7 separate regions of the Mus musculus genome follow, and all the other regions are linked to region 6. A link is a loop called in an ENCODE intact Hi-C map of the cell type or tissue named here. Cell type or tissue: left cerebral cortex. All regions are shown on one strand. Each heading gives the region's core, and the rest is flanking DNA. Links, peaks and the distances in the headings are about the cores only. Region 1 has its middle 78 kb from the start of Gm39595. Region 2 overlaps Tram1 (translocating chain-associating membrane protein 1). Region 3 overlaps Ncoa2 (nuclear receptor coactivator 2). Region 4 holds the start of Lactb2 (lactamase, beta 2). Region 5 overlaps Ncoa2 (nuclear receptor coactivator 2). Region 6 holds the start of Ncoa2 (nuclear receptor coactivator 2). Region 7 overlaps Ncoa2 (nuclear receptor coactivator 2).

Region 1 (4,313 bases), core at 163-4,162, 130 kb before region 6:
GCTCTTATTCCAAGATGAAGACAACCAAGAGAGCTTGCAGGCCAGATTTAAAACACCTTAGGGGAATTCTAGGGTATGTGACTTTTATCTTGCTCCATCTCTAGGGACATTCCGGAACCATTACCAGCTACGGCTGTTGCTGGGGAGGTCTGGGTTGCTGACCCATTGCCCTTGCTTCAGGGCCGCTTCTGATGACAGGGTAATTTCTGACTAGTTGCCTGAAGCTGCCTGGGCTTGCCTGGACTTGCCCAGTTCTTATGCCTAGTCTCCTGAACTGCCAATTTGAAGCCTGTCATGGAATCGACCCATCTTACTTCAACCAGCACAATGATGTACAAGTAACTGTGAACCTCAGCAAGATTATATATATATATATATATATATAAAAACAGGTATGTAAGTACACATCTATAAGCCCAAGTCACAAGAAGCAGAGGCAGGGAAATCATAGATTTGAAGCCAGCTTGGACTACATAATAAGACCCTTCTTTAAACACAACAACAAAAAGCCTCTTGTGATATGGACCTTTTTCCTGGACCTCTGCTATATCACAAGAGCTGTTCAGGTTCAAGGGCAGCCTGAGGAAAATGAGGGGCCAGGCAGAGCAATGTCACATTATCCATAAGGCCAGCCAGCACCTTGACAATCTCCAAGCAAAATTCAGCCATGATCCCATGCAGATTCACACAAATGGTCTGGTGAGCTAAACAAAATGCATGTAGTGTGTTGGTCAGTGTACATTTCATTGTAGTAGCTGGCTGAGATGATGATCAAGGCAACATATTCAGTCTCTAAAAGAAATTATGAGTACTCCTACCCTGCTTGCTCCTGTCAGACAGACAGATGTTGTCTTAAATACTCTCATTTATCAACCAAGCAATGTTGGGGGACTTTAAAACTTGTAGGGCTCAGGTTAGAACTTAGGAAACAGGGCTATTGTTAAGTAGCATGGAAGAAATCTAGTTACTCCAAATATGTGTTGCTGTCCTCGCTCCAAGGTTTTAGGTCCTAAAGCCTTTAGCTGGTTACATAGCCCTCTTCTTATGCACACTTATGTGACCAATGAGATTAAAGAAAAAAAGCATGCCATAGAAAGCTTTCTAACAAAGCAAATACATTTTCAATTTTATTTATTAATTTTTATTTAAAGAGACAGGATCTTGCTCTGTTACACAGCCTGGCCCCAAACTGGTATACTCAAGCCGTCCTCCTGCCTCAGCTTTCTGAGTACTGCGGACTACAGATCTTAATCAGCATGCCTGATGCTCCAGCAATTTTTCTTTCTCTTTCTTGCTTATTGCCCTTCAGCAACAAGACAGAAAGGGTGTTGTGGCATAGGTTGAAAACAGTTCTCTGCTTTCCTCCAGAGGCTCACACACATAAGAAAAATCCTCTCTAGTTTAATAATTATTGCTTTAAGTTTCGGCTACTCACAATTGAACCCAGTCCCGCCTAATCTAAGTGGTCCTTAGTCTTTGGCTGGATTATGTCACCAAAGCAGATAAGCACCTGGTGTCGACCTGGGTACACAGCAAGCAAATGAAGGTAGCTGGTTTTCTTTGACATGCTGAGAAAGTGGAGGAAGATCAGTGTTCCCTGGCTCATGTTGATGAAACGCAGCAAGATCAGCTTTGCTGATGAAACAAAGCAGCACAGAAAGCCAGCAGAGGGCAGTGCTGAAGCTGCGCCCTAAGGCATGGCCTTCCCAGGGGCTGGTGAGATGGCACAGTGGGTAAAAGTGCTTGCTGTCAAGCCTGGCACCCCGAGTTTGATTCCTGTGACCCGTTAAGATGGAAGGAGTAAACTGAGTCCCACAGCTTGTCCTCCAGCCTCCACACAAGTGCCACAGCATGCATACCCCCCAAAAGATAAATAAAACCATAATAATTTCTGTAAAGACTTTCCTTCTCAACTCTTCCCACACTAAGAAAGTTTTATATTGATGAGATTTAGGAAACAGATGTCTATTATTATTAGCTGTGTTAGTGCAGTGCGTGCTTTGTGAAAACCTAACTCTCTCCTACATAGCACACTCTCAAATTCGGCAATACAGACAGGTTTTGAGCATGTTACATATAATTCTCATTTCCTCATATACACTTTATAACTTTATGAAGAAACATAACCACATATAATGAATAGTAGTATCATCTATTTTACATGCTATGTATATTGTGGTAATATAGTTTCTTAACAAAACATTATACATCACTCTTAAAACATTTAAATCATTATTTCAGGTATTAGAAGGGAAAACAGTTTGTAGAAAACTATTAGCACAGAGCCCTGCCCCGCTGCTTATACTCCCCACTGTGACGATCATTACTCTTTGATGTGGAATGTCAAAGAGGCGTACAGAACTTCTCCCTCCCAGCACTGAGGGAAACTTTTAAAGACAAATTTTCCTCACAAATATGGTGACACAGAGAAGTCATTCATGATGAGTTCTGCACGCAAAAATTCTTTTAACTTATTCTGACGTTGGAGAAAGGACTCACAGGAAAATGATGTTCAGAATGGATTCCATGTTTGACAGTTACATGTCTGAGTATGACCAGAGTAAGAAGCTAGTCCCAACGAACGGGAAAGAATAGTTTGTGTCTGTTGAGGTATTTTGCAAAGGTTAATCACAGAAGGTTTTTCTTGCTAAATCCTGGGAAATCAACAGTCAGGTTTGAAAATGTCTGTTAGAGGAAATTGGTAACAATATTCCAAGAAAGCACCATCCTGGATATGGGAGCGAATAACTTTAATCTCTTGGGAGGCAAAGTCAGGCGGATCTGGAGACCAGACTGGTCTGAGAGTAAGTCCCAGGACAGTTGGGGCTGCACAGAGGAAGGAAGGAGGGAGGGAGGGGGGAGGGAGGGAGGGAGGGAGGGAGGGAAGGAGGGAGAGAGGGAGGAAAGAAAGGAAGGAGGGAGGGAGGGATGGAGGGAGGGAGAGGGGAGGAAAGGAAGGGAGGAAGGAAAGGGAGGGAGGAAGAGGGGAGGAAAGGAAGGGAGGAAGGAAAGGAAGGGAGGGAGGGAGAGAGGGAGGAAAGAAAGGAAGGAGGGAGGGAGGAAGGGAGGGAGGGAGGGAGAGGGGAGGAAAGGAAAGGAAGGGAGGAAGGAAAGGGAGGGAGGGAGAGAGGGAGGAAAGAAAGGAAGGAGGGAGGGAGGAAGGGAGGGAGGGAGAGGGGAGGAAAGGAAGGGAGGAAGGAAAGGAAGGGAGGAAGGAAAGGGAGGGAGGGAGAGAGGGAGGAAAGAAAGGAAGGAGGGAGGGAGGGAGAGGGGAGGAAAGGAAGGGAGGAAGGAAAGGAAGGGAGGAAGGAAAGGAAGGGAGGAAGGAAAGGAAGGGAGGAAGGAAAGGATGGGAGGAAAGAAAGGAAGGAGGGAGGGAGAGAGGGAGGGAGGGAGGGAAGGAAAGGGGGAAATGCATTTGAACTCAGGTCTCCCAGCTTCCAGACATTTTCAGACCTGACTGTTGATTTCCAAAGCCCTGGATTTAGCAGAAAAGCCTTCTGTGATATTAACCTTTGCAAAACACCTTAACAGACACAAACCATTCTTCCCTGTTACACTGGGACTAGCACCTTCTTTTCTATGAACACTTACACTCACTCTTTGGTCTGTGACAGCAACAGGTGAATACCATAATGTGAAAACTGGAACCTTTACACACAGCTCACACAAATATAAACTCTAGCAGCCATGTTGAAAAACCATGTGGCATTCCTCAAAATGTACAAAATTGCTACATGCTCAAGCAGTATTAGTCTATGTATGTACACAAGAAAGCTCTGTGTGTGTGTGTGTGTGTGTGTGTGTGTGTATAAACAAATGGTCATCGTGACAACCAGAAAGCAGGGGGATCCACAACTGTCCATCAGAAGTGATGAGTCAGTATAGTCACACAGTAGATTTGAACTCAAAACCAAAGACTTATTTATGTTCAATTCAAATTCAGATTGCATGGTTTTATTCCTATTGCTAGCAGAAGGAGCCATACAGCATGCAGTGCACAAGGGGGCATTAAAGTGGCACTTTAGATGGGACCAGCTGTGTGTTATAGCTGTTGATGGAATGCACACTGGGCAGGAAAATCAGTTTACTTCCCTCAGTTCTTTAACTTTCCTTCTATATGGTAATAAAGAGACCATTCCATCTCTTTCCCATAGCAATAGCAGACTTTACAGAGTCCAGAAGGCAGCTGTTGATACCTCACAGCCTATTATCGTATCTTATCTCACCTGCAGGCCACTAGGGTCTCCCAGGCCTTCCAGAGCAAAAGGTCAACAGCCCTTAAGGGATGCCTCGTTCCATCTTACGTGACT
Region 2 (4,313 bases), core at 202-4,201, 200 kb before region 6:
CTGGCTCCATGCATTCCCTGAACTCTACTTCCAGAAAACCAAAAAAGTAAGCCGGATTTCTATTATTGTGATTTTTAACTTTAAAGAATTGTCTTGTCGCTGGGCAGTGGTGGTGCAGGCCTTTAATCCCAGCACTCGGGAGACAGAGGCAGGTGGATCTCTGCCTTTGAGGCCAGCCTGGTCTACAGGGTGAGTTCCAGTACAGCCAGAGCTACACAGAAACCCTGTCTTGAAAACATAAAAAAAAGAAAGAAAGAAAGCAAAAGCAAACAAACGGTCTGAGTGTGCATGTGCCCTTGGTCTGAGCTCTATTTCTGTGTTCTCAACCCCCCTCCCCCTTCGAAACCTAAAACTCTCAACTATTTCTTTAAAAAAAAAAAAAAAAAAAGCACTTCTGATTCTGTTTTAGCATGCTGATTGCTCGTTTTTAAATTAGTGGTAATTTAAATTAAAACTTAACCAAGATCTTTAAGAATGGTGTTAGTTTCCTCTTACTGGTTTTCTTCTAGCAATTTATTTCACCAGTAACTAGTTGGGTTTCAACTAGCAGTTCAATATATAAGTCTAAAAGAAGAAATCTGTGTTGACAAAAAAGTAGATGGCAGTTAAGATTTTACCCTTCCTGAGGTGGGTGGGTGGAGCAGGCATCTTTTAGCCTGTGGGAGAGGCCTGTGCCCGGAGAAGTACATAAACTACTGGGGCGCTCCGTGCCCCCTTAAGAATCTGGCCTGCCCTGCCGACAGCTACTGTAACTGCTACTGTTCCTTCCCCTGGCTCCTCAGAAGCTGCCCAGCTGCGAGCGCCTGCCTGCCTGCCTGCGGGGGTGGGGGGGAGGGGCGTGGGGGGAGGGGGTGGGGGTGGATGGGGGGAAGATGGGGGGAGGGCGCACTCCCCTCTGTAATCTCCCCTCTCCGTTCTGTACACTTTGCCTTATACTTCACGCTTAACTTCTTCTCTCAGGATTACCTCCCCCACCCCGCAATAAATTAATCAAATATCTTTATTTTTGTGTAGCTCTAGTTTAATAATAGTTTAATAATAATTTAGGATGTACTTGAAAGTAATGTCAGGGAAGGATAAACGGCTTGGGGTCCAGACGAGACAGTTTCTGTCATTGATTAACAACTGAGCGGAAGTTACAGCTGCACACGGGTTCATTTTACTTTTTGTTGGTTGTATGCTTGCTTATCCACGTTTGCCACGGGTAGAAGGTTTGGTCTTCGAGAAGTTTTCCTAAGTGGCATTATGACATCCATTTACTGACAGACAGATTTCTCTCTTCCCTCCCAAAGTGCACAGATAGTCTTTACAAGCCTGTAGTGCAGATAGGCCCTTTGCCCTCTGTTCTGCCAGGCTTAGCAAACAGCTCCGAGGGAGAAGCCACGTACTCTGGCGCATGCCAGAGAGAGGAACGCTTTTGCAGTTGATCAGATAAGGTAAGGTGAGGGCACTCGGTTTTGGAATGTCTGAAAATTGATTAGACCCACAGTTTCCTGCAGCTCTTCCCTGTCTGGTGAGCTCCTTGTGTGGAACCTGGGTCTCGGGCTGTGCTGTGCAAAATAGGAGCTGCCGGCCACTGGTAAAGACGTTAAGTACCAACACAGTCTTACTTCGTAGTGACACTGGCCATGTTCTGTGCCCCTTACCCTGTGACATTAACAACTACTCTTTTATATAGAAGATACACACACACACACACATCTTTAAAGATGGTTTTTCTGTGTAGCCCCAGTCTGGCTTGTAGCTCCTGATCTTCCTTCCTCGGTCTTTCCTGACTGAGGGGAAGTGATAGGTGTGTGTGCCCTCATTTGTGGATAGGATAGGATTAAATGTGTGCCACCATTTGTGGATAGGATAGGATTACCTGTGTGCCACCGTCTATGGATTGGACAGAGATTTAGGGAACATTGGTGTACTTGTTGGACAACAGTCTTGAGAGAATCATAGTTTCTTGATGCTCGGCTCCTGGACGTGGCTCAGCTACTGTAAGCTTTCTTTAGGAATTTGCATACCCATGGGCACAATACCTTTGGGTTTCATTACTAATCCAAGTCTATCCCTTGTGCACTGACCCTGGCGAGTGTAACGGGACTTTTCAAAGCAGTTGTTCATTTATCTCCTAAAGCTCGCTCTTATCAGTTCCTGCCAGATGGCATGTCTCCACAAGTGTGCTCTCATTTTTATGGGATAATTTGCATAACTTAGAACTTAACCGAAACTATTTTTAACACTTACACGTGACAGTTGAAAGTAACTGTTTCAAGTAATTAGCATAATTTGAAAGTAACAGCTGCATATGTGTTAAATCGGTTCTTAAAATTTACTCTATGAAATGTATTTTGGGGAGAAATCTTTACTGCAAGAAACTTAGCGCAGTGACTGTTTGGCAGCAGTCTGACTGGCAGAGGAGTGAGGACGGGGGAAGAGCTGAGCTGCGGTGGAGGCAGTGTTTAGTGTCCTGAATGGGAATGTTTAAGTCATGGACCTTCAGTGTCAGCACATCTCCTTGTAGCCCAGGAGAAGATTGGAACTGCCACTTGGTAGTCAGGCCTTGCCGTGAGTAACCACAGTGCCAGTACTGAAGAGGCTGAGGTGGGAGGGTGGTTTGGGCAAAATAACATGAAGCTCCATCTCAGAGAGGAGTCCTTCCTTAGCTAGTTTGAACTTGGCAGTTTTAAGAAACTCTAGAAATGGTCAAATGTTTTGTTGCTGGTCATCAAATTAGCTTTGATTACAGATAATAGAATTGATTGTTATGTCAAGTGCTCAGAAATGTTTTCCCATTTGTGCGCCATGTGGTGGGGCACACCTTTAATCCCAGCACCCAGCGGGAGGCAGAGGCAGGTGAATTTCTGAGTTCGAGGCCAGCCCGAGGCCAGCCCGGTCTACAAAGTGAGTTCCAGGATAGTCAGGGCTATACACAGAGAAACCCTGTCTCAAAAAAACCAAAAAAAAAAGAAAGAAAAGAAATTTTTTCCCAGCCCTGCTTGTTGGCAGCTGGTCACCCCTCTCTAGTCTCGGCTGCTCCCCACTACAGGCTCCCTTCTGATTTCCTAAGGCTTTCTGAGTCTATCCTTAGACCTGGGTAAGGATTTTAAGGTGGCAGTGACGCAAGTTTCTTAAGCCTTGTGTGCCTTTCACAGACATTTATTATCACTCAGAGTAATCAATGTATATTATCCCTGTGCTATGAGAGCTTTTTAAACTCAGTTTGAGTTGGACTATAGGGGAATCTTTACGTTTCATAGGCTCACATGTCATCATTTGTAATAAAGCTTGTGTTGTCAAGAAGTGTTTTCTTATGAAAATAGAATTTACAAGAGCTCTTTAATAAAAATATCCTGGAAGAAGAAGTAGAAGTTTTGGAATTCATAATTTAAACATACCAGTTAGATTTTCCACAAAAATGAAAATATCCACATTTTATGCCAGTCCACGAATTCCTTCTTGTATAAGCTATTATAAGTATTGAGAATATAATAGCCAGGCATGGAAGCACACACCCAGAATCACACCACAGAACTTTCTCTGAAACACTTATTAAATGACTCATTGTTATAAGTATTTTGTGTGTTAATCGTAAGCAAAATCTCACTGTGGCTTCTGGTAGAGAAAGGTAATACTCCTAACAAAACCATAGAGCAACAGGAGAGAATGTGCTGAGAACACAGCACACTGCTTCTCCCAGCTGTGTCAGACTACTCTGCAGTTTCCACAGCTGTGATGAGCCGTCTTCAGGCAGGTGGCCTACTCGTGAGTAACCAGCAAGCTGCTTCTGTGAGCCCCTTCTCAGAAAGCCAGTTCTACCCAGCTTTCTTGGTTCCTTCCTTTTCCCCACAGCAGAGACCAGGGGCCAGACAAGAGTGGTTGTCAGCCTCCTCGTTGAGGTACTCCCAAGGTGACTGGGGAGCCCTAGGGAGCTGGCCCTGGTGCAGTGCCCTGAAGCAGTCATTTCCCAGATGGGCTGTTTCTAATTGGCCTTATTCTTACCTGGGCCACATGCTCTCCGGCTGGGGGTTCCCTGGGTTCTCATATGCCTCCTCGCTGCTTTTTTTTTCCCCCCTTGGTGCTGTTTTTAGGCTTTTGATGCAGAGTTGAGCTAACTTGTCTTGTATGAAGGCCTGCTGATGCTTCGTTAGCATATTGGGGAATTAAGTGCTTGAGAGTGTAGATTTCGGCGATGGCACTTTCTCTCATTACTGTCTCGGTCAGGTGACTACCAGAAAGGGAGGGCCAAGATGCCAAGTCACCTGGATGTAAGAAACGCATGTGGCTTGTGGCATTAAAAGTGAGAGTGCTGGCCGTGTTGCTCA
Region 3 (4,313 bases), core at 180-4,179, 78 kb after region 6:
TGTGTGTGCACATGCGTGTGTGTGTGTGTGTGTGTGTGTGTGTGTGTGTCCCCATGTGCACACTGGAGCCATGGCACTTATGTGGAAGTCAGGGCTGCTACAGAGAGTAGTTTTTCTCCTTCCTCTATTTGGGTCCCAGGGATCAAACTCAGGTAGTAAGGCCTGGTGCCTCCCATATTATAATGGCTGAGCCATCTCAGCAGGTCCACGTGTTACTTTTCATACTTGAAGGCTATTGTTTTGACTTTTTCAGTATTTTTGAACAAAGTATTGATGAGCTAATAGTTAGCATTGTGAATTTTTTCTTATTTTAAAAAGGAAGTTGACATAGTAGCAAGTGTTGTGCTTTAAGCGAAATGATAAGAGGAAGGCAAACCAGCCTGAGTGACTTGGCTGGCAAGAGGCTGTCTCTTTGCAGGGGATTTAGAGGGACGATTAGGAAAAGAAAGAAAAGAGACAAGTGTAGAGCTCCACAGCCAGCGATCTTGGACACCGTGCTTACCTGATGACTGTTTTGTTCTTTCACAACATGGGATCAAGCAGTTTTCTTAGGTTTAAAAATACTTTGTTGAATATTGACTCTTATTTGTGTTCCCTTTGGTATCATATGACATTTGAAGAGAGAAAGCTACAAATAGAAGAAGTTTGACTAATTTTAGGACCTAGAGAATAGTATTATGAAAGGTTACATTGTGCTTCTTTAATAAAAGAAGCAGTTAGAATTATTTTAGCCACTGGCATAGTGTGTTTAAACTGCACACACACCTAGACAGACATAAATCCCCGAAAAAGCAGCAGCTCACTGCTCGCCTGTTTCCCACCCCATGTCCTGGAGTCACAGCTGCAGTAAAGCAGGGCAGTCCTATAGCTGGTCTAGAATGCATCTTAGACGTGTCTCTCGGCCATACTCAGTGACGAAAACGTGAAGGGGATTAGTTACGCGTGCCTTGAATTTCCCGTCTGAAACGAGAACCCAAACATTATACCATCCAGGAGAGCTAACTATGGCCTGGGTAACCTGCAGACCTTCTGTGGATGCCGGTGCTGCCTTCACCTCCTTCTCGTGGAGGCACTCAGACTCGGGTGACACTGAGACTGCTCTAGGTTTTACGACTTGGACAAATTTGGTTGATTTCTTAATTATGCTCCTCATGGCTAGCTATTTTTGTGAGGGAGGAAAAATTAAAATATACAGGAAGACATCATGAAGCATTCTTCAAATTTAAGTTTCTTATAATCTTTTGGTTGTGAACCTAGCCTTTAACAGTTGAGCCATCCCTCCAGCCCCAAATTTAAAATTTTTAAAGCCAGGTGTTCTGAAATTGTGTGTGTGTGTGGGGGGGGTGGGGTGGGGGCGGCATCCTATGCCTGCAGACGTCAGAGGGATATAGGATTCTGAGGTTGAACTTACAAGTGGCTGTAAGCACCCTGGTGTCGGAGCTGCGAATTGAACTCAGGTATGAAAACAGTATGTGCTCTGAAATTGCTGAGCCATCTCTTCAACTGCAGCACTGAAAAAGTTTTAGTTATTGTATAGGGTCCAAGACTTGAAGTAGTTGTTGCCCTTGAGTTTTAGGTGTTATGGCAGTGTGAAAGTGCCATTAGGCACTGAACAGCAAGCTCACTTTAGACTTAGCGCTGGGATCTTCTCCAGGCTGCTGCTATGAGGTGTGGTTCTTCTATGATCTGGGCAGAGCAGTGAGTTGTAGCCCCAGACAGCCATTGGCAGAAGCAGAAGCAGAAGCAGCAGGCAGTACACAGTCACTGTGCTACTAAGACATTAGACGTGTGGGAAGTGAGTTGTAGGGTATGTGTGGATACAGTCTCGTGCAAAGTGATAAACACCCACAGATTCCCAGAGCCTGCCTTTGGAAATAAAGGACAGATAAGTGGTCACTAGTCACTGTGGGCCTTTTTGTGCTTGATGCCATTCTGGCTGGCTCCTCTCTGATCTTGAGAAATGTGGGGTTTTTTGTTTGTTCATTTGTTTTGTTTTGTTTTGTTTTGCTTTGTTTTTAACTTTAAAACCCTTACTGAATTACTATATATACAGTTTGCTGGTTGTTACTCGGTTGTGTCTCTGTTAGGAACTTGGACAGAGTAGACCACATCGAACAGCTGGGCCTGGCTTGGCTGTTCCCATAGTTTTGGACATGGCCTCCGTGACTTACTGCCTTCCATAACCTCAACAGAGTGCCACCGGGAACCATAGATAACTCAGGACACTGACACAGGGCTCTCAAGTGAATGTGTGAGGTTCACCAGTTCCTGCTCTTTGCCAAAGCTGCCCAGTTTCATGGGAGGGCATTTAGCCTCTTGTATCCAGGGAAGAAGTGGCCAAGGTCCTTGCCATCTATAGTCTCCAATGGTTCCATTCAGGGATCATGTTCTTCTGTAACACTTGACCTTGCGAGTGACATTACCATAACTGCCACTTATTCAGGTGAATACATACTTCAATCTGTAGGGCTTAAAGATAGTTTGCTGTCTTCCTTCTGTGGTTTGTGGCTGCCTGCCCATAGTACTTGTTGTTCTTGGTGGATTGGAGGGTGTTGAGCACAGAGGATGTTTGCTCATTGTGAATTTGCCCTGGAGAGCTAGAGTCTCCCAAAGAGGTCCCGGCATTTGTGAAGTGGGTGCCTTTGCTTGATAGACCAGTGGTGTGGTGCCCTGGTACTGTCATCTCATGTGCCTTTACAGATGGTCCCTAGAGCTCAGGGAGATCAGTTAACAACACAAAAGTGTGGGTCACACCTAACAAGAAAAGACAAACCTTTACTCAATAAAATCTAGCATTGTAGAAGGTATCGTTCCCCCCCCCCCGCCCCTGCCCCCACCCCCGCCCCACACTTGTTTAAACTGTAGCATCTCTGTTCTTTATTATGCTTTAGGGCACAGCATGAAGGTACCACTTTGGCCTAAATTTGGTGTGTCAGTAAAGTTTTTGAAAAACAACCGTACATGAATGATGTTTTAAAACCCCCATTTTATAGTCATGTCTATTTTTTGTGAATAATGGGGACATTTTAGCTTATAGTAGCTTCTATGAAAAGCAACAGAGTTCTTTGTGTCACTCTCGCCCTTGATTGTCAGTGGAACCTATGATATAAGGCCAGGCCACTAAATCCAGGTCCACAGGGATTGAAATGGGCTCTTCGCAGATGGCTCTGTTGCACTTTTTCAGTGTGCACTTTTTTTTTCTTGAGAGTGTCACACATGTGCGGTGTACTTACATCATTTCCACCCTCTTCCCAGGCACCGCATTAGTGCATGCATGTGCCGGATTTCCAATCTTACTTGCTTTCTGTACTTAACCTTATAGAGACCTTTGTCCCCCAGAGCTTGATATCAAGCATCAATATTTAGTAAGGGCAAATGCAAGGCTGAGACTGAAGTGACTGTTGGTTGTTCCAGGTGACAACAGTTCTCAACCTGTAAGTCACAACCATTAGCAGACACATATTTCCAACGGCCTTAGGAACTGTTAAGATATGAGAGACTGCTCATTTGCAAAATTACAGATAAGAAGCAGCAATAAAAACAAATTTATGGTTGGGGGTCCCTAAAACTGTCAGAAATAATGTGTTTTCGAATGGTCATGACCCACAGGTTGAGAACCACCACCTTAGGACTTAGCAGATTTACCTGTGGGTCACTTTGCATTCTCATGTAAGGTATGGGAGGGAACTAACATCTAGCCAGGATATATGGGACATTTATGCGCAGTTTGCATCCCAGCAACCTCTGGTTTGAAGGAAGAAGAGAATGATGCTAGGTTATTTTCCAGTGCTTGCTTTCTACTTCAAGTTTCAGAATGGTTTCACTTTCTTTTTAAATACCATATCCTGTGTCTGATAAATTCTTTGTCAGAGCCTTCTCCGTGTTCCTTCACCTCTGTTGTAATGTGATGTTATATCTTCTAGTTTCCTTGCTTTTGTTGGCATAAGCAATTGGGCAGTCTTGTTCGGGTGATAAGGTGCAGCTCCTTGCTAGGCAGCTGCTGGCGGCTGGGTTAGGCTGCACGTGGCAAAGCATCTTTGTGGTGCTCAGCTGCGCTTTCTGAGTGGAGAAGGAAGTAGGGGAGAGCCAGGGAAGCAGGGAGGGCTTTCGTTCTTCTGATTTAACGTGAACACCGTTTACTGGCACTAACCTATTTGTGAGAAGTAATTAAAATAATTCATGTAAAAGTTACAGCAGAGCCATTGGTATTTGTTCTCAGCAATCAGTAGGTCTTGTTTCTTTATGTGTGAATAGTACAGTACCGTTTTATCTGCTTGTACAGGTGGGTACCTGAGTTGATTCTGAATCTTGGA
Region 4 (4,313 bases), core at 118-4,117, 290 kb before region 6:
CAATGACAACCACTATGAAGCCTGCCTCTGCCAATCTGAGGACAATCACCCATGGGACAAGCCAGAGCTCCCCTTTCTCCTCCCCCACCCCCACCCCTGGATTAGACACTGGTCCCAACTCTGTGGGCCTCCAAATCTGTTCTTGGCTCTTCTGTGATTGATTCTCAGCTGTGCCTGGATGTATGTCCAAAAGTCTGAGAAACCCACAGCCCTGGCCTCATCGCAGGCCCAGGGACCCCAGAACCAGTTCCAGCTTTCCCACATCTCAGACTGTGGTTTCCCACCCCTGAAGCTGTGTCTTGGTGCTTCCCTACAGCACTGCACCCATCCCACCAGCTGTAGACACAGTCAAACTCTCCAAGAGGCCATGCCCAGCGGACGCAGACCAACATATATCCATGCACTAGACTCCACTCAAGTAAGCATGCAGTCGCATACTTCACAGAGAAAGACAGCCTTACTGGGTTGTCCCAGACTGTCCACCCAGGTTTTTCTTCTACATAGTGAATTCAGTCTTGGTTGTGTGCCTCAGCATTTGCTGGAGGAGCCATATTCCTAAAAGGAGTAGGCTAAGGTAGTGAATACACTCTACATCTCTTTTGTGGTATATATTCATCATAATTTGATGGATATCTTAGGATCTGTGCATTTTCTTATAAGTAACTTATAACTAAAAATTTTAAAGTGGGAAGCAATGCTTAATACTTGCTGATTGGGAAAGGCAGAGAAAATTGGAAAAGACAGAGCAATTATATCACTTTCACCTTGGACACTAAACCAACCTATTTCCCTTGGCAAGGGTAGGATAGAGAGGAGATAAACAAGCCCCTCCACTCTGCGCAGATAGCACCATGTGCTCATGTAAAACAAGTGGAAGCAGAGCTTGGCTCTCCCAAACTCCAATTTACATTTATAAAATGGGGGGAAATTGTGCCTGTTAAGAGTTAAGAACTGCCGGGTGGTGGTGGCGCACGCCTTTAATCCCAGCACTTGGGAGGCAGAGGCAGGCATATTTCTGAGTTCAAGGCCAGCCTGGTCTACAAAGTGAGTTCCAGGACAGCCAGGGCTACACAGAGAAACCCTGTCTCGAAAAAAAAAAAAAAAGAGTTAAGAACTACGTGGGATTTTAAGAGTAGATAACTAATGGGGTTTGGGGCGATAGATCAGTTATTAAAGTGATTGCCTTATAAGCACGACAAGCAGAGGCTGATCCCCCAGAACCTATGTAAAAATGTGGGGCATGGTGTCTCATTTTTATAATGCCTGTACTGGGGAGATGGAGACATGGGAATCTCTGGGGCTGTCAACCGCTGGCCAGTCTGGCCTGGGTGGCAAGTCAACACTGGTGAAGGGTATGCACAGTTCCTGAGTCACCTGAAATTGTCAAATTGTCTTCTGGCCTCTGCAGATATGCACAGTCGCTTTTATTTTCTTTCTTTCTTTTCTTTACTTTTTTTTTTTTTTCCTGTTGTTGAGGATTAAAAAGTAATGTTCGGAGGTGGCCCTTGGCTAGACGCACACAGGTACAAGTAAGCATTGGTTGCCATCATTTATTGTAAAAGGTAAGCTATTCTTCAAATCACCAGCCTGCCATTCCTTCCTAAGTTGGTGACTCAGTAAATACTCCCCATACCTGCCTAGCTTGTGACCTTCCCTCCCCCACTTCTGGAGGTTAACTTCAATGAAGTAACTGCATTCTTCTTTATGGATATGTAAAGCTACTTGGAAACAAGGCTCAGAGACACAAGAAGCTCAGCGACGGAGCCGGCTGAGGCCAGTGCGGGCGGGTCAGGCCACCTCATGCCACAGTCACCGCGAACTCATCCCTCCACCCCACCCCCGTCACTTGGCTGACGGGCGTGCCAGCAAGTCGTAAGATAGTGGCCGCCAATCCGCTCCGGGCCACTGAGCGAAGTCCCACGTGATCCGCGCCGGGCCTGACGTCACGAGACCGCCGCCCTGCCCTCCGAGCCTGAGGTCGCAGCACGCTGAGTGACTTGGAATTCGGGTGCCGGCGGTCACCGAGGTAGATAGAGAGATGGCTGCCGCTCTGCAGCGCATCGAGCAGCTGTCCAGTCGGGTGGTGCGCGTGTTGGGCTGCAACCCGGGTCCCATGACCCTGCAAGGCACCAACACGTACCTGGTGGGGACCGGCAGCAGGTAAACGCCACCCCCGAGCCCCCGCAGCTCACGCAGTCACGTGGCAGGGAGGCAGCGAGAGGCCAGGCTAGCCCCCAGCGCGTCCCCGAGCTCTGCGGAGGACAGAGGGTGTAAGAAAAGCACAGGCTTCCCAAGTCTGACTCACAGTTTACTTGCTGTCTCGCTGCCCGCAGGTGGTGACCGAGTGAGTTTACCGTAGCCTGTGTGTTAGTGCACACTTGAAATCCAGTGTTTGGAACGCAGAGGCAGGAGGTCGCCCCCAGTACGAGGCCATCCTAGGCTACATAGCCACTTTCAGGCTTGGTTGGGTCATATAACTAGGCCCTTAAAAGTTTACTGTAAGCAATTGACTATACTAAATCCAGTCTCTTACAGTAGAGGGCAGAATTTGCTTCTAGTTCAACCGGAGTCTAAACCCGACAGAGCAACCCAGCCTGTGGGTAGGAGAAACTAACTCTTGCTTTTTCTACTAATCGTGTATGACAAGCATATCTTGTTTGCGTTTAAAGTCTCTATTATATTAACTCTTCTAGAGTAAAGGATATTTACAAGCATCGGACTCTAAAAGTAGACATAAAAGGTTTAGCCCAGAGTGAATCAGGCCAGGGGAAAGTACGGGACCTTTAGGCTTCCGGCATGCTTTTAGCAGCAGAGTGCCTAACCTCTAGAGTATGGTCTGAGCCCAGGACAATCTCTTCGATGTGCCACTTTAAACCCATTCTGAAGTCAGCACCTAAGCCGGAAATTGCAAATAGTCTGAATAACCCTGGAGAATGCCCTGCTGGAGTTTGCTGTATGGTTCCAGGACATTCAACACAGCCTGCTTTTCTTCGAGGGTTAAAATAGATGGCTGGTTTCTATGCAAACTGGATGAAGAAGTTACTAAGATGAACAGTTGCTAAGCACAAATGTTCACTGGAATCATATATTGTACTTAAGTAATAGTTTTATTTTTATAGGCTCTTTAGGTAGTAAGTAATGGTAAAATAATTAACGTGCAGATGATGCTACTCAAACTAAAGGGTGATTAGAAACAAATATTAACTGGGTCCAAAGCAGATGTTCAAGACTTGTGTCCACTGCTCCGCATCACAAAAAGGTCTAAGATGATAGGTGGCACTATATCATTGAACTCATTTTTACACTTCTGTTTCTGCTAACTTTGGGGCTCATTGGCCAATCCCTCCTTGCTGACACAACATCCTCTCTAGCTGCTGGTCTCTCATTCTCCATCTTTATCAGAGTTTTGTACTTCTCTAAATGCAATCCTAACTTCATGCTATTCAGTTACAGTTGTGTGTCATGCATGCGTATGTGTGTGTGCAAGTGAGTGTGTATGTGTGTGTGTGTGTGTTTTCTTAACTCTCCCCCATTACCTGTGCTCTTCAGACTGAACCCTACTAAAGTGAAGCACAGGCCTTCCTGAGTTGATCTTATAAACAGAACCATCACTGTATTTGAGCAAACAAAACGCTTAAACACTCCTTAACATTTTTCTCCTCCTGGCACACATCCAAGCCATCTTGGCAATGTGGTTTTGACTTCTATTAACCCATTCAGTTCTTGCATAGATGTCTGCACTAACCTCCTAACTGGGTTACCTGCCTCTGCTTTTATCCCTCAGCCCATTCTCCCAAAGGCAGCCATCTTGTTCACCCTCTGGCCCAGCCATGCAGCCTTCCTAGTGTCCCAGATGAGGCATATTTCGCCCTCCAGACTTTAAGTTCTCTTCCGATTTTTTCCACTTCACTCACTCTTTAGAGCTCACGTAAAATGTCAGTTCCTTGTGGAAGTTAGCCCTGACCTCTTAGACAATATTGTAATGCACTGTAGGTTTTGTGGTGTTTATCTCAACTGTAGTTTTTGGTTTTTGGTTTTAAGTTTAAGGTCTGTAATGTATGAAATCCACTGTCTCTCTCTACTTGGTTATCCCACTGTAATGGAAGATGAGCCAAGGTTTATTTTCATATTCCCAGCCCCAAGCCTTGGACAGCAGAAGTGGCATAGTGAATCCTTACTGAATATTTGCTTACATTTTTTTTCTCTTAATTTTTGCTTTTGTTTGCTTCTTGGAGTACTGACAGCTTTAGCTGTCCTTTGTCCTTTGTTCTGGTCAATTTGTAGACATCACAGTTCACTAAAACCCTGGTAGA
Region 5 (4,313 bases), core at 180-4,179, 60 kb after region 6:
ATAAACTGTCCTAAGAAGCAAGAGGTGAAAACAACAACAACAACAACAACAACAACACCAGCCTTACCATCAAGAGCCACCAAAAGTTGTCAGTGCATCAGACACGACGGTTGGCTGTGAACCTGACTTTTAATAGTTGAACCATCTTTCCAGGCAGGATTGGCATGATGGGGACTACGTTCATATTTGATGGCTAGCAGTGGATAGTGCAGATTGTGTAGATAGGAAGCCACTGGACAGGTCAGGACTCACACATGAGAAGTGAGAACACTGAGCTGACATAGATAGGGTGCAAGGGGGGACAGGGACAGTTAGCATGTGTGCTGCTTGTACAGAGCACTTCCCAGGGCTGTGACCCACCCATCCATGTCCCTCTATACCTTCAGGCAAGCTGCCACAGCCTCCCTTATGCTGGAACATCTCTGCTAGAGCATGATGGGGCTCTGTGGTGAGGAGACAGAGGTGGCAAGCTCTGGATGGTGATCACCAGCATGTCCTGGCTCTGTTACAAGACCACAGAGATGCCAGGCCTTTCCAGCTTCCATGCCTCTGCACACGGGTGTGCACTACACACTCGGAAGGTTAGAGTATGTAAGCTTTTTTTGTAAACTGTCATCTGTAGTTGCCCAGCAGTTTCTGGAGGAGGCTGAAATACAGCAGGTCGATACAGTGATGCTGAGCCGGGCAGCGGTAGGTGTTAGAGAGGAAAAGGCCCACGGCCAGCATTGCTCAGTGCTCCATTCTGGAGCGTCAGAGTGGAAAGCGCCTGCAGCTGAGGCTGAGACTGAAGCTGCTGTGTGCTGTCTCCATGTCCCAGCACCCCTCCAAGCACATCAGTAGATGTGTGAGAATTTCAGGTTATTATGGACTTGGTTGAGTTCTGATTTAAGTTAATTCTTTCTGCAAATATAAAGTCCTTTAAATATGGCATGTAAGCACCTGTAAAAAGCATTGTCCAGCCATCACTTTGTGAAATGATGCTGCTAGCTCCGGGTGAGTTGGGGGTAGGGTGAAGTGGAAACAGGGTTGGGTCTCTGCTCTGGGCCAGCCGAGGGTTTTAGAGCAGCTATTGAGCTGAGTCTTTGTGAAGTGAGGCATGTAGCCCACACAAGTACTCTGACGACTTAGGCTAATGATTAAGGCACAGGCACTGTTCTTTGTCGTAAAAAGAATGTGTTTTTCACCTCCACTGTGTGAGGCCTCAGGTGTACGAAACAGCTCCCTCCACGGTTGAAGAAGCATGTGGCTGCTGAACTGTGAACTCCTGGAGTTTGAGCTTTCAAGATTAAATAGGCTCTGAGCCATCAATGAAGACAGTAAGGGTGCAGCCACTTTGAGCTATTTCTAGGGGAAACTTTAATTTGATATACATATTATATGGTAAATATGCTTAAATAGTGACATGCCTTGTGCACTCATTCACTTACACAATGTTCACCTCACCAGCTACAGAATTTGTGTCTCAGATAGTCACAGGGGTTTTGGCAGACTTTGTCAACGTCCACAGAGGAAGACCCACCTTCATGGAGTTAGGAGTTGCTTGGGAAGAAGTTTCCTTAAGACCGTTATTGTACACAGACTTAGAAATACATGCATCCTGTAATGTAATGTCCTGACTAGTCAAATGTTGGTTTTCTTTTAGTTATTAAGCATAGTTTGAAACCTGCTTGTACTGTAGCCATTTGAATTCACAGTGGACAGAACTTGGCACGGATGCCCTGAAATCATAGTGTAGTTGTCTTGCTGAAAACTTGGACCCTTAACTTCCTAGACATTGAAACGTTTTGAATCACGAGCACTCTGCCCTGCTTTTGCTCTAAGCAATTGTGTTGGCTTCTCCCCAGCCTCTGTAATTGTAGTTCTTGTGGGTGGCAGCTTCTGTTTGGGAAAAGCTGTGGGTTTACAGGTCCTTGCTGAGCCCCTGCTTTTCCTAAGATGAGCTCTCTGAAGTCTTATAGGAGATCAGGAGACATTCCTTTTTCATAAAAGAATGGAGCTAGAGCAATGCCTCAGTGGTTAGAGCCCTCACTGCTCTCCTCGAGGACCACGTTTGGATCCTAGCACCATGGCAGGGGTCTCATAAGTGCCTGTTGTCACTCCAGTTCAGGAAATTTGATGCCCTCTCTTGGACTTCATGGGCACCCTCATTCATGTGCTCATTCCACCCAAACTCCCTGTCATTAAAAAGAATAAAGTATCAAAAACAACAAAAACAAAAAACAAAGACTAAAGGAGAGTTGCCCATGAGGGGCTTGTAGTCTGTTGTGTGTCTTGAAAGACATGGCTTGCTGTTTAAACCATGGTTAACCCTGTCTGTGAGAATCTCAACACCTTGGCCAGGACTCCAGTCCATCACAAGGCTTTTATTTTGTTCACAATATTTGGTTGCCACTTTACTCAATAATGAGAGTATTGCATTTAAAAGTAAAGTTTAAGTCATGCACAGGCCTGGAAGCTCAGGGCCAGTAGGAGAGGGATTCCTCGGAAAGACTGAACCGGAAGCAGAAGCCAGACAGCCCAGGTAATGCTGAGCTGGGGCTTCAGGGGCACGTGGCCAAGGCTGAGTCTACTGTGGTTCTTCAGACAGTGGGCAGCTCAGGGCCTTTAAGTATAGCTCTGAATGGTTGGCACAAAGTGCCACAATGGCGACGGCTCTGTCACCTCGGCTGCTCTCGCTGTGTAAGCCGTAGACACGTGTAAAAAGGAGACTGCCTTGCATAATGTCTGAGCTGGAGTTGACTAACCAGGTTTGCAAATGACTCGGACTTTGTTTTTGTAAGATTTGTATTCTATCAGGACCCAGAGACATAAAAGTGGGTGTTAAGATGGAGACTAAAAAGTCCTGTCCTGGTCCTTTGTTGTGCTTCTCTGTCGTCTCAGGGGCTTCTGACCTTCTAAAGGCTTATTATTGCTCAGTCATGTTAGACGTTTTGTGGTTTTTGTTGTTGTTGTTGTTGTTGTTGTTCTCTTAAGAGATCTCAGTAGTTTTAGTTTGAACTATTATCTAAAGATTCATAAACAGCATTTGTAGAGAACACATAGTTGAAATTGTGAACCCAGACTTTGCCTTCTGTAGCTAAAAGCTTTCCAGTGTGGGCACCCCTGTAAACCCCTGTTTATCTTAAAACTTCTTTTCTGTGCTGAGGGTCCTTACGTCAGAGAACCTTTCAAACAGAGTCACTAATTAAGAGTAGAGATAGAGAAAAACTACTGTATTATTTTCTCATCATGTAGCCCAGACTGGCCTGGAGCTTGTGATCCTCCTGCCTCAGTCTCTGGAGTAGTGGCATTCACGGGTGTTTGCCACAGCAGCTGCTAGCCTTTTGTCTGTTCTGCACAGCTGTCTTCTGAGTAACTGGAGAGAACCCCCTCTTCTGAGTGAGAGTCGCTCTTAAAAGCACTTCAAAGGTGAGGTTTGTTCCTAAATGTGTTGTGTTCAAGCCTTTTAAGATTACACAAGGTGATTTTTTTTTTCTTGTGACGTGAGGAAACACACCTATGGCTTTTGTTGCTGTGTTGAGCATTTTGCTCTGAGACATCAGACTTGTCCAAAGCCTGTGTTTCTGTTCCTGATTTTTGCTCATAGTTGTCAGCTGTTGCTTCTTACTGCCGGCATTCAGATGTCCCGTCTCCACACTCCTTGTGTGGTGCAATAACATCCTAGGAAAGAACACATACACACTGTGTGCTTTACAGTCTTACTGTCAGCGCTGTTTCACAAGTGCCATCCTTGACATGCAGAGGAAGAGAGTCAGGTGTAGCTACTGCATTATCCTGCTCAAGTCCGAAAGTCACTGAGTGACGATGGATGCCATGCAGATGACTATTCCCATAGTTACTGGAGTAAGTGGACAGTGCTGCCCATGTACACTCGGGGCATTGCTAATGCTCAAAATTCCCTCTTCTCCCTCCCAAAGACAACCACCACCTCGACATTCTTCTCTATAGATTTGTGTCTCTGCCCCCCAAGGATGACATTTTTTAAATCAGGCTTTTAGCTTCATAAAAATAGAATCAGGGCGACACTGTTTTTGTGTCCAGCTTTTTTCATACCATTAAATCTGTGAGCTCCATCCATCTTTGGCTTATAGTGCCTTCATTGATGTGGGCTGAATTATTAATGTTTGTATGAATATTTGGGGCCTACCTGTTAGGGAAGAACTTACTGTGAAGATTACTATATATGTTGTTAGAGGATGTGACTCCTCCTAAATTACTTAGTTTATTGAACTATATAGTCAGTGTAATCCAGGTTATTAGTCACTTTTATGCTGCTGTAATCAAGGCAGTGTGTATCTTGAGTTTCTGGAATA
Region 6 (4,313 bases), core at 99-4,098:
AGCAGACACTTCCCTGAAAAACGTGAAGTAGCCTATTGCAGACCTCCTTCCGATTCCACTCACCAATGTTAACATTTGTTACAGCTTTCTAAATATTTTCTAGCTATAGCCAAGTAGGCATATACTTTTCTTTTTCTTTGTCATAATAAACTGGAGCTAAAAAAAAAATACGATCAAAAAGCATGTTTTGCAATTAATGGACCTGGGCTCAAATCTTGCCCACCTTGCTTACTGTGTAACTCTACAAAAATTACTTCTTTAGGTTTCAATGTTTTATGAGGTATAAAAATAGCAATTACTTCGTAAGGTTTGAGGATTAAAATTTGGAGTGTGTGTGAATCACTTAATGCAGTGCCAAGTCGTTACAGTTCAATAAACACTTATTGTCTATGGCAAGTGACCTTTCATAAGAGTTAAAATAAGGAAACGTGTTCCTGTCATATTTTGATAACTTCCGTTAAGCAAACAAATGTTGCTCATTTCTTTCAACTAATTATATCTAAATGGAAAAGAAGTTGCTTTTCCAGTTAAAAACCAAACAACATTTAAACGTGAAAACTCCTCCACGTCTCCTTAATCCCAATACTCCATTGAGGATTTGATAATGGATTCCCCAATTAAAAAACAAAACAAAACTTTTGTTGTCTCACTGCGTGCGGAGAACACTCCCCTCGGTCTTTCTAAATACTGAGCAGCCTTTGCTTTGTCAGGCAATCCCGGGGTGGTACCCCGGTAAGTTCGCCTCCCGCGGTCACGCCCCTCTATCCCCTCCAGAGACCTCAGGGACAGCAATTGGGGAGGCGTATCCACGAAAAAACCGAGGGGACATGGTGGCCAAGGAGTGCGCCCCGGAACAGCGTCTGGGTGCAGAGGTGCGCCCGAGGGGTGCAGGCTGCCGGCTACCGGGCCCTGCCTGAGCGCGCGCGGGAGGCACCTCTGGGACTAGGTTTTCCGCGACCTTCTCGCCGCAGCGTCCCTGCCGTCGGAGGCGCGGCAGTCCCTTGGCCTCCACCCCCAGGCCCGGGCCAGTCCCCCTTTTTAGCTTTCTTTTGGGCATTGCCCTTTGCCCTCGCATGGAGTCCTCTGTTGACTCTCCCTTCACTTCCAGTCACCCATAGGTCACGGTCCCTAGACCACAGCCACCCATCTTGTCCAACTCCCCGAGCTCTGAAGTCTCGCCAGCCAGGGAGATGCTGAGGACCCCGCGGGTGGGGTAGCCCCGGTGTTCCCGGGCCCACGCTCGGGGGCGCGGGACGCAAGTTTCCGCCCGGTCCCCTGAGCGGTGACAGCGTTCGCTCGGAGGCGGCGGGGAGGCGGAGGGCGGGCCAGCCCCGTGCCCGAGCCCCCTCCCCTGCTCGCGAGCTCGCGCGGTCTGTGTCTCTCTCCGCAAGTGCAGAGCCGCGGAGGAGGAGGGGGAGGAGGAGGAGGGAGCTGGGGGAGGATCTCCATTGAAATAAACAACCAGGCAGCAGTTATTAACACGGGAACATGGCGGCCGCAGCCTGGGCTCCCGCGGCGGCGGCGGAGGTCAGCGCCGACGGCAGCCCGCACCTGACGGCGTGACGGCCACATTGGTAAGCGCGCCTCCCCTGGGGGCTCACGGGCGGCGGGCGGGGGGCGCCGCATTCCCACCCGGGCCGCTGCCCTTGGTGCGCGCAGCCCGGCGGAGCCGCGCGCCGGCCGGCCGGGCAGGCTGTTGTTGTGTGCGGGCACCGCTGCCCAGGCGTGCGGAGCCCGCGACGCCCATCCTCGAGGCGCGGCCGAGCCGGGGACTCGGCTCCCGGGGGGAGGGGGGAGGGCGGGAAGACGCCGAGTCCCCGGGAGAGAAAGGAGGCGCTCGGGCGCCGGGCGAGAGAGCTCGGGAGACGAGCCCTGGAGCGCGAGGCGGGTGGAGGCTGCAGCCCGCGGCGCCGGCCGAGAGGTGAGCACCAGGCTGGGAAGCGGCGGTTGTGCCGCGGGCCCCTGCTCCGGCCCCCTCGAGGCTGCGCGGCGCAGCCCGGGCAGGCGGGGGAAGCCCGGGCCGGCGGGCGCAGTCGCGGCCGGTGCTTTCTTCCCGGGAGGCGTGCGGCCACTGCTGCACGGGTGGGAGCCGGCCGAGGGGAGGCAGGACCTGGGAAGTGCCGGGGGTGTGTGAAGGTGACGCGGCCGGCAGGGGCGGCGGCGGGGGCTCGGGCGTCTGGGGGGCCTCGGGCTTGGGTGGCTTCGGGGCGGTAGCGCTCGGGCCGCGCAGGCCGGGCCGCGGTGGGGGCGGGGAGCCGGGGTCGGGCGGCGGCGGCGGTGGCGGCGCCGCGCCGGGCTCGCCCCTGACTTAACTTTCTGGGTGCGGGCATGTGTGCCGGAGGCGCGCTGGGGCCGCGGCCGGGGGCGGGAGGCGGGCTGCGGGCCAGGAGGTTCCGGGTTGGCTCGCCAGCGCCCCCTCTTCCGTACCCCTTCTGCGGCCCCTGCAGGGACAGGCCCTCGGGGGCCCCCCGCGGGAAGCGGGAGGGGTCCTGGCGGCCCTCGCGCCCCGGTCACGCCCTGGGCCGGGGACCCTCCTCTCCGGGCCCCTGGAGGCTCCCGGGGAGGCGTCCAGGGTCGGCGCCGCGGGCTGGAGTGCCCGCACCCCGCCCCTGGGGGAGTCCTGGAGGCGCCGCGGCCGCGCTCGGGGGTGGCTCGGTCCCTGCTTCCATGGTCCCTCCCTTTCCCCTCCCCCAAGTGGCTTCCGGGGCCTGCGGACTGAGGGGCGGGAATCGGGGACCCGAGCCCCTTACTCTCCGGGAGTGACGTTGGGCCTCAAGCCTAGAGGGCCTGTCACTGGCAGGGGAAACTTTCCCAAACCCGAGCCTGAGCTCGAGCACCCTCCTCCGCCACCTCGTCCTCTAATCCCACTCCCACTCCACCTCCTCCGACTCCTTCCCCTCCCACCGACCCGAATCTGGCTGTGCCTGACTGATGGGGCAGTGAGCCAATGGAAGGCAGGAACTGACCTGCCGGGTACCGGTAAGCCAATGGTGGGAGCCAGAGGCAGGAAGGAGGCGGGGTTTCTTCCGTCCAGTTAGGGCTGAGTTGCAGGCGGGGCGGGGGAGCCTTGGAGACGCCGCGAGCCCTCCACTCTGGCGCGTCCCTTGGTCACCCGCACCTGGGTTTGTGGAATAGTGTCACTCACAGAATCTGTGACCCGGGGAGACCTGCATAGGTGCGCGAAGATATTGCTTTTCTCTGGTGCTGCGAGAGGCGTTGTTTTAGACATGACAAAGTCTAAAGCCACTTCAGGATGTGGCAGTAACTGCGAGGCCCGGTTTTAAAATGGCATATGTTGATAGTGACCGCGTTCTGGATCTCAGCACCAGGTGAGATCTTTGAAGGTCTGCGTTAGTTTCACTGGGCTTCTGTCCAGCACCCGGACGATGGTGAATTGAAAGGGCACCCTGAGAGTAAAGGCGCGGGGTGGCCTCTTGTGAGGTGATTTTTAGGAGTGCTAAAGCATTCTTGTTTGGAATTGGCCTCACTGGGATCTTGTTTAATCAGACCAACACCAATTTCCCAAGTCTCCTTGAAAGTTTCGTGCTTGGTCTGGGTGTGACATTTTAACAAAGTTACTGGTTATGCTGTGCATATTTTTTTGTCTTGTTCTTGGGTAAACAAAATGAAGTTTTGAACCAAAGCGCCACTAAGATACCAAGCGTGGGTACTTAGCAAAAGCAGCTAAAGAATATTTGTTGGCAGAAAACAAAAGGAATAAAGTATAGCAGTATAGCTTTCCATATTACTCCCTTACAAAAGATTCGTAAAACATTTTATCTATTTATTTATTTATTTATTTATTTATTTTTAGTTTCCTTAAACACGGATGAATTGTACAGTATGTGGCTACTTCTCTGATGTGTAAGAGGTCAAGAGCTATCTTTGGTTGTTTGGGTCCAGTGAACTGACTTTCTTGACTCCTGAGTTTTAGGAAAGGGGGGCGGGGGCGGTTCCCTTGAGGATCCCTGGTTGCTCAGCGGGAATTGCGGTCTGTTAAAAAGACCGCCGCTGCTGCTGCAGTGCTTTTTGTGTGTGTACATGCTCTGTTCTTTGTTGGTGAGGTTAGTCCAACCGGAGGGCAGCAACACATTCCTTTTCCCAATTGGAATCTTTGGGAGTTCAAAGGATGAGAAATGTTAAACTTAAAATCCATTCATTTTTGGAATCTGTCACCCATGAATTTAATTTTGGGATTTAAAAAAATATCTAATGGGCACGAACCACACTGGGTTCTCCAGCTTTTATTACTATTGGATTATTAAGAAAGGACTTGCGAGAGACTAATGTAAGGAAAGAGTAGTGTGTAATAT
Region 7 (4,313 bases), core at 215-4,214, 120 kb after region 6:
GCAGACATACTCAGCCCCAGCACTGGTGAGAGCTGGGGGAGGGCTGAGGCAGAGGGTTATGAGATTCCAACAGTAGCTGCATAGCTGCACAGTAAAATGTCTCAAAGAACCCAAATCACCTTGCCTGTTGTGGCCTTCTGAGCAGTTTCCATGTCTCTGCGGTTTCTAAGCTACTGCATACTGGCCGGCATTTGGTTTTCTTATAGATTGCTTTGGTGAGTGAGGTTCTAGCCCCTCATGGTAACTGAGACATTGGGTTTAAGGGGAGGCGTCCGAGGAGGAGTTTTCTGTCTACTTGTCATCCCCCTGTCTTTGACTCGTGTGTAACAGCAGGTCAGGCTCCTCTCTTCTCGTTGGTGTGTTTTTCTGTGTGTGGGGCCTCTCAGCTGTGAGGCTTTGAAGCACGTTTGTACTGCAGTGAGCAGGGCAAGGGCCCAGCTCTGTAATGGCCTCTTACTCAGTCATTGCTTCACTGTGTTTCTCATAATCTGAAGTTTGTTGTCAGTAGCTAAGACTAAATTCTATTCCTAGTTTTGTATATTTAAACTATAGCAGAATTTATGTACAAAATCTCTATATAATTATTTTTTTCATTTAAGAGGTTACAGATAGCCCCTTTCTCTCATTTCTTTTACAATAGGTAATCATTCCTTAAGAAAACTTGAAGACTCTGTAATAAAATGCTGTGACTGCTGTCAGGTTTGAGTCATATCTCTTGTGTTGCTGTCAGAATACAAAGACGAATAAAAACAAGAGACTCTGACATCAGACTCACCCTCACTGTGCTGGTCACGGCCATGTCTGCAGTCTACCGAGGGTAAGATACATCCGTAGATAATAGCAGGCTGATACAGAGAAAGCCACAGTTTTTCTCCTTGGCTGCTGAGGCCTGAGGAAAGGGCTGTGATTTAGAGAGAACTCCTCAGATGGTGGGCATGGAGATGATAAGCCTTAGAAAGACTGCGGGGTAAGCTCTTAATCCCACCAGGCGAGAGTAGGAGTACTACCACAATGTCGAACCAAATTTGAAGCAAGCTTTAAACAAATACTGACCAGGATGATGGCCCCTGGCAAGGTCTACTCCTGGGTTCCTAGAAAATGTTGATGAGTCACATTTTGCAGAGGCTTAAAAACCCATAAGGCCGTGTTTTCCCACCAGGTCCAACTGGGGGCAAGCATGTATCCTGACATACTTCCTGCTTGTGTATCTCCTGCGTCCATCCAATCAGGGGCAAGCATACATCTTACGTACATGTGATCAAGCACATTGACTTCAATTGGCTCAAACAGACTTGTTTAGGGAAGTCAAAACATGGGGCTTGTTATCCTCCCTAAACAATAGCCTCTAGCATTTGAGGAAGTATCTGCCCTTGAGCAAGGGGCTTACAAGTTAGAGAAATGTTATTTTATGGAACTCTTAGGCACAGTAATTAAGACTTTGGCTCTCACAGAGGTCATTATAGTGGAAGCAGATAGAAAGCATGAACAGTTAGTGGGCCAGACCAGGCTGATCTCAGACAACACAGCACAGGGACTGTTTGATGGATCTGGCTGGAAAACGAAGAGTGCACAGCTTCCTCAGTGCAGCCCCTGTTTGCTTTGACAGTGAGAAAAAGCACTTGCGCTCCTGCAGTGTGTGGTGAACTGCAGGGAAATTAGCACTGTATCCTCTGGCCATTTCTGTCCTCGGTTACACTTGAAGGATATGAGACAACTACAAGTTAAACCAAAGTAACAGCACTGGACGTGCTGGTCCACACAGAGGCCCAGGAGGGGGAAGACTGAAGATAGCACTGCGTTCAGCGAGAAGACCCTGCTGCTGTGGGAGGTGGCTTTGTGAGAAGCATTGAAGAGAAGGAAATCTGGGACATCCGAGGAGCAACAGTCTTAAACAGATCCAAAGTTCTGGAAGTGGGTAGGCTTCACAGTTGAAGGAGGAAAGGGTTTGTAAGAAATTGTCAGTTGATAGAGTGGGGAGCAGCAGGCACCAGAAGGTTCCATAGACATGTAAGGAGATCTATTTTGGACACTTCCAGTGAGGGAGAGAAATGTGGGTGAGAGGCTGGAAGTGGGCACTGGAACTTACGGTGATACCCGAAGCTACAAATGTAGGGGCCTCATTTGCCTAGACACTATCACTGAAACGTCAGCCATCTGCGTGCTGATTTCAAGGAGTGGCTTTAGAGCAGGAAGAATTGTGAGGCTCAGGGTCACAGAGGCAAAGGTGAGGGAGGAGAGAGCCTGAAGACAGGCTACAGTTCTGACCGAGCTGGCTTGGCGTGACTTGGAGCCCTGCTCACTCTGTGGTTCTCCAGGAGCCAGTAGAATAAATTGGCTGGGTGAGATGGGTGTGCTGTGGCTAGAACCATGCTGCTGGTCTGGACGGGAGAAGGCGTGCATGCACACACACACACACACACACATTCTCTCTCTCTCTCTCTCTCACACACACACACACACACACACACACTCTCTCTCACACACACACATACTCTCTCTCTCACACACACACACACACTCTCTCTCTCACACACACACACTCTCTCACACACACACACACTCTCAGACACACACACACACTCTCACACACACACACTCTCTCTCTCACACACAGACACACACACACACTCTCTCTCACACACACACTCTCTCACACACAGACACACACACACACTCTCTCTCACACACACACACACTCAGCTGCCTTTTCTGCTGGTGTTGAAGCTTGTGTTCAAGCATCTTACTATCTCTAGATGGTCATGTCAGAGGGCCAAGACTTCACTGTGTGCAAATCCTCTGCAGTGCACACATGCAGCAAGTCTTGATTGATCAATACATGGAAATGATGGTATCTGCACATCTGTCCTTTGTCACTCAGTGCCCTCCAAACATAATCTGTAGAGTCCAGTCAACCTTTATAAGGAAGACCCGAGTTTGGGGTTCGCTTGGTGTGTGTTTAACTTCTGTTCTTGCTAGCCTGATCCTAACTGAACTTCCAACATCTTCAAAGCCCCGTTTTCCCCCGCTGCAGCATAGAAGAGAGCAGTCATGTTGTCTTGGCTGTTGAGAGGATTGAAGAAGGACAGTGGCAGAGCCTGTGCTCACTCCAGTCTCACTGGCTGTGAAGTGTTGAATAGGCCTCACTCACTGAGGTTTAGTTTTGTCATCTCTAGAATTCTAGGGGATGCCTGAGCTCACTTTGGTTTCAGAGGAAGTACCAGCCACCATATGCACAGGGCCTGGCTGCTTTCCTCTTCCATGCCAGGCAGGAGTGCAAGCCACCGAGATCTCTGTGCAGCGTATAAGAGCAGTTCTGGATTTGAACCTACGCAGTGAGGCTTGGTAATGACTTCACTTCTCTGTAAACTGGGAGGAGTGTTGCTATCCACTTCACGTGGTCCTATGAGAACAATAGAGCAACACATTGTGCACTGTTAGCACCCTGTGTGCCCCACTCCCACCCCTCACTCCCGCTAGTTGTAACCTAATGTAACCATTATGAGGGACAAGTTAATCTGTAAAGAAGGAGGCGCTTTTCTAATGAGATTGGCCATGTCCAAAGGGGGAAATGTAATTCAACCACAATAATGCTCTTTGGTGGTTCAGCATGATGGGTGTTGCTGTGGCCGGGTCTTCCAGGTACAACAGAGGAAAGACTCCATCTGGCCTCTGGGCTGGCCAGTGTCCTCCTCAGCAATGGCAGTCTGCAGTCTGACTCCACACCCAGTCTCCTTGTCCTGCCAGCTGCTCTCTAGGAAGTGTTGGGAATGTGGAGCATAAAGATTCCAGAGAGGAATAATGCTGAGTGGACAGGTAGCCTGGAACAGTCCAATCTGGTACCTTCCCTGACTGGGAAAGGCTGGCTTTACTAGCAAACCACTTTTCAAACAGAACTCATGCCTTAATCCTACCAAGGACAAGGAGCGCTGGTGGCTTATGGGAGGAGTGGCTAAAGCAGTAAGAAAAGGCAGCTACTGCTGTCTGCACGTTCACCCTGCATCCCTGTGGCAACCTGCATCCCTGCAGCAAGCTACCCAGACTGTAGTATCCTGGAGGACCCCCCCCCCCACTCCAGCTCCATTTGATCACAGAGACCACCTGGAATGCTAGCAACCTAGAGGGAAGTGAGAAACCACAGACAGGTTCTGGGAATGACCTAGCAGCTGAGTCCTCTGTGGAAGGGAGTGGTGAGACTTAAGCGTACAGCAGAAGGATTCCCTGGGGCAGCACAGCCCTGACATGCAAAGTCTTGTTTTGTGTCTTTGAATGAATCTATTTTCCCATGTTAATCTATTCAGCTGGCTTGTAGAAAA

Evidence for each region. Peaks named below come from ENCODE experiments on the same cell type or tissue, not always from the same donor. Only the 100,000 strongest peaks of a DNase experiment are listed, where the experiment ranks them.
Region 1: a loop joins it to region 6, with 2.0 times the contacts of the local background. A loop is called at or near these places in 9 of 42 quality-filtered maps.
Region 2: it touches region 6 in a loop (2.4-fold over the local background); 12 of 42 quality-filtered maps call a loop at or near these places.
Region 3: a loop joins it to region 6, with 2.1 times the contacts of the local background. A loop is called at or near these places in 5 of 42 quality-filtered maps.
Region 4: a loop joins it to region 6, with 4 times the contacts of the local background. A loop is called at or near these places in 7 of 42 quality-filtered maps.
Region 5: a loop joins it to region 6, with 2.1 times the contacts of the local background. A loop is called at or near these places in 4 of 42 quality-filtered maps.
Region 7: it touches region 6 in a loop (2.7-fold over the local background); 2 of 42 quality-filtered maps call a loop at or near these places.

The regions. Positions count from the first base shown.
Region 1 is chr1:13,498,028-13,502,340 of GRCm38, reverse strand. No RefSeq gene overlaps it. Among named protein-coding and RNA genes, the nearest start is that of Gm39595, 78 kb to the right of the region's middle. In left cerebral cortex, for the core only: a CTCF peak has its summit at 1,664 (motif pointing right); a DNase peak (open chromatin) is centred at 1,672.
Region 2 is chr1:13,572,101-13,576,413 of GRCm38, reverse strand. It overlaps Tram1 (translocating chain-associating membrane protein 1), which reads left to right. Exons shown (of 11, transcript NM_028173.5): 6 at 1-46. Among named protein-coding and RNA genes, the nearest start is that of Tram1, 16 kb to the left of the region's middle. In left cerebral cortex, for the core only: no CTCF peak of the experiment used is centred there; DNase peaks (open chromatin) are centred at 1,443, 2,197 and 2,347.
Region 3 is chr1:13,293,160-13,297,472 of GRCm38, reverse strand. All of the region lies in intron 1 of Ncoa2 (nuclear receptor coactivator 2), which reads left to right. Among named protein-coding and RNA genes, the nearest start is that of Gm23169, 39 kb to the left of the region's middle. In left cerebral cortex, for the core only: no CTCF peak of the experiment used is centred there; DNase peaks (open chromatin) are centred at 1,694 and 4,012; H3K4me3 peaks cover 263 bases.
Region 4 is chr1:13,658,176-13,662,488 of GRCm38, reverse strand. It overlaps Lactb2 (lactamase, beta 2), which reads left to right and starts at 1,980. Exons shown (of 7, transcript NM_145381.2): 1 at 1,980-2,160. The coding sequence starts at 2,039. In left cerebral cortex, for the core only: a CTCF peak has its summit at 2,528 (motif pointing right); DNase peaks (open chromatin) are centred at 1,913, 2,314 and 2,504; H3K4me3 peaks cover 1,692 bases; H3K27ac peaks cover 1,032 bases.
Region 5 is chr1:13,311,086-13,315,398 of GRCm38, reverse strand. The region is part of intron 1 of Ncoa2 (nuclear receptor coactivator 2); the gene reads left to right. Among named protein-coding and RNA genes, the nearest start is that of Gm23169, 21 kb to the left of the region's middle. In left cerebral cortex, for the core only: no CTCF peak of the experiment used is centred there; DNase peaks (open chromatin) are centred at 492, 696, 1,856 and 2,639; H3K27ac peaks cover 355 bases.
Region 6 is chr1:13,371,199-13,375,511 of GRCm38, reverse strand. It overlaps Ncoa2 (nuclear receptor coactivator 2), which reads left to right and starts at 1,429. Exons shown (of 23, transcript NM_008678.3): 1 at 1,429-1,574. In left cerebral cortex, for the core only: CTCF peaks have their summits at 947 and 2,453; DNase peaks (open chromatin) are centred at 1,400, 2,099, 2,402 and 2,955; H3K4me3 peaks cover 3,582 bases; H3K27ac peaks cover 2,477 bases.
Region 7 is chr1:13,253,387-13,257,699 of GRCm38, reverse strand. All of the region lies in intron 2 of Ncoa2 (nuclear receptor coactivator 2), which reads left to right. Among named protein-coding and RNA genes, the nearest start is that of Gm23169, 79 kb to the left of the region's middle. In left cerebral cortex, for the core only: no CTCF peak of the experiment used is centred there; DNase peaks (open chromatin) are centred at 1,121 and 2,024; H3K27ac peaks cover 264 bases.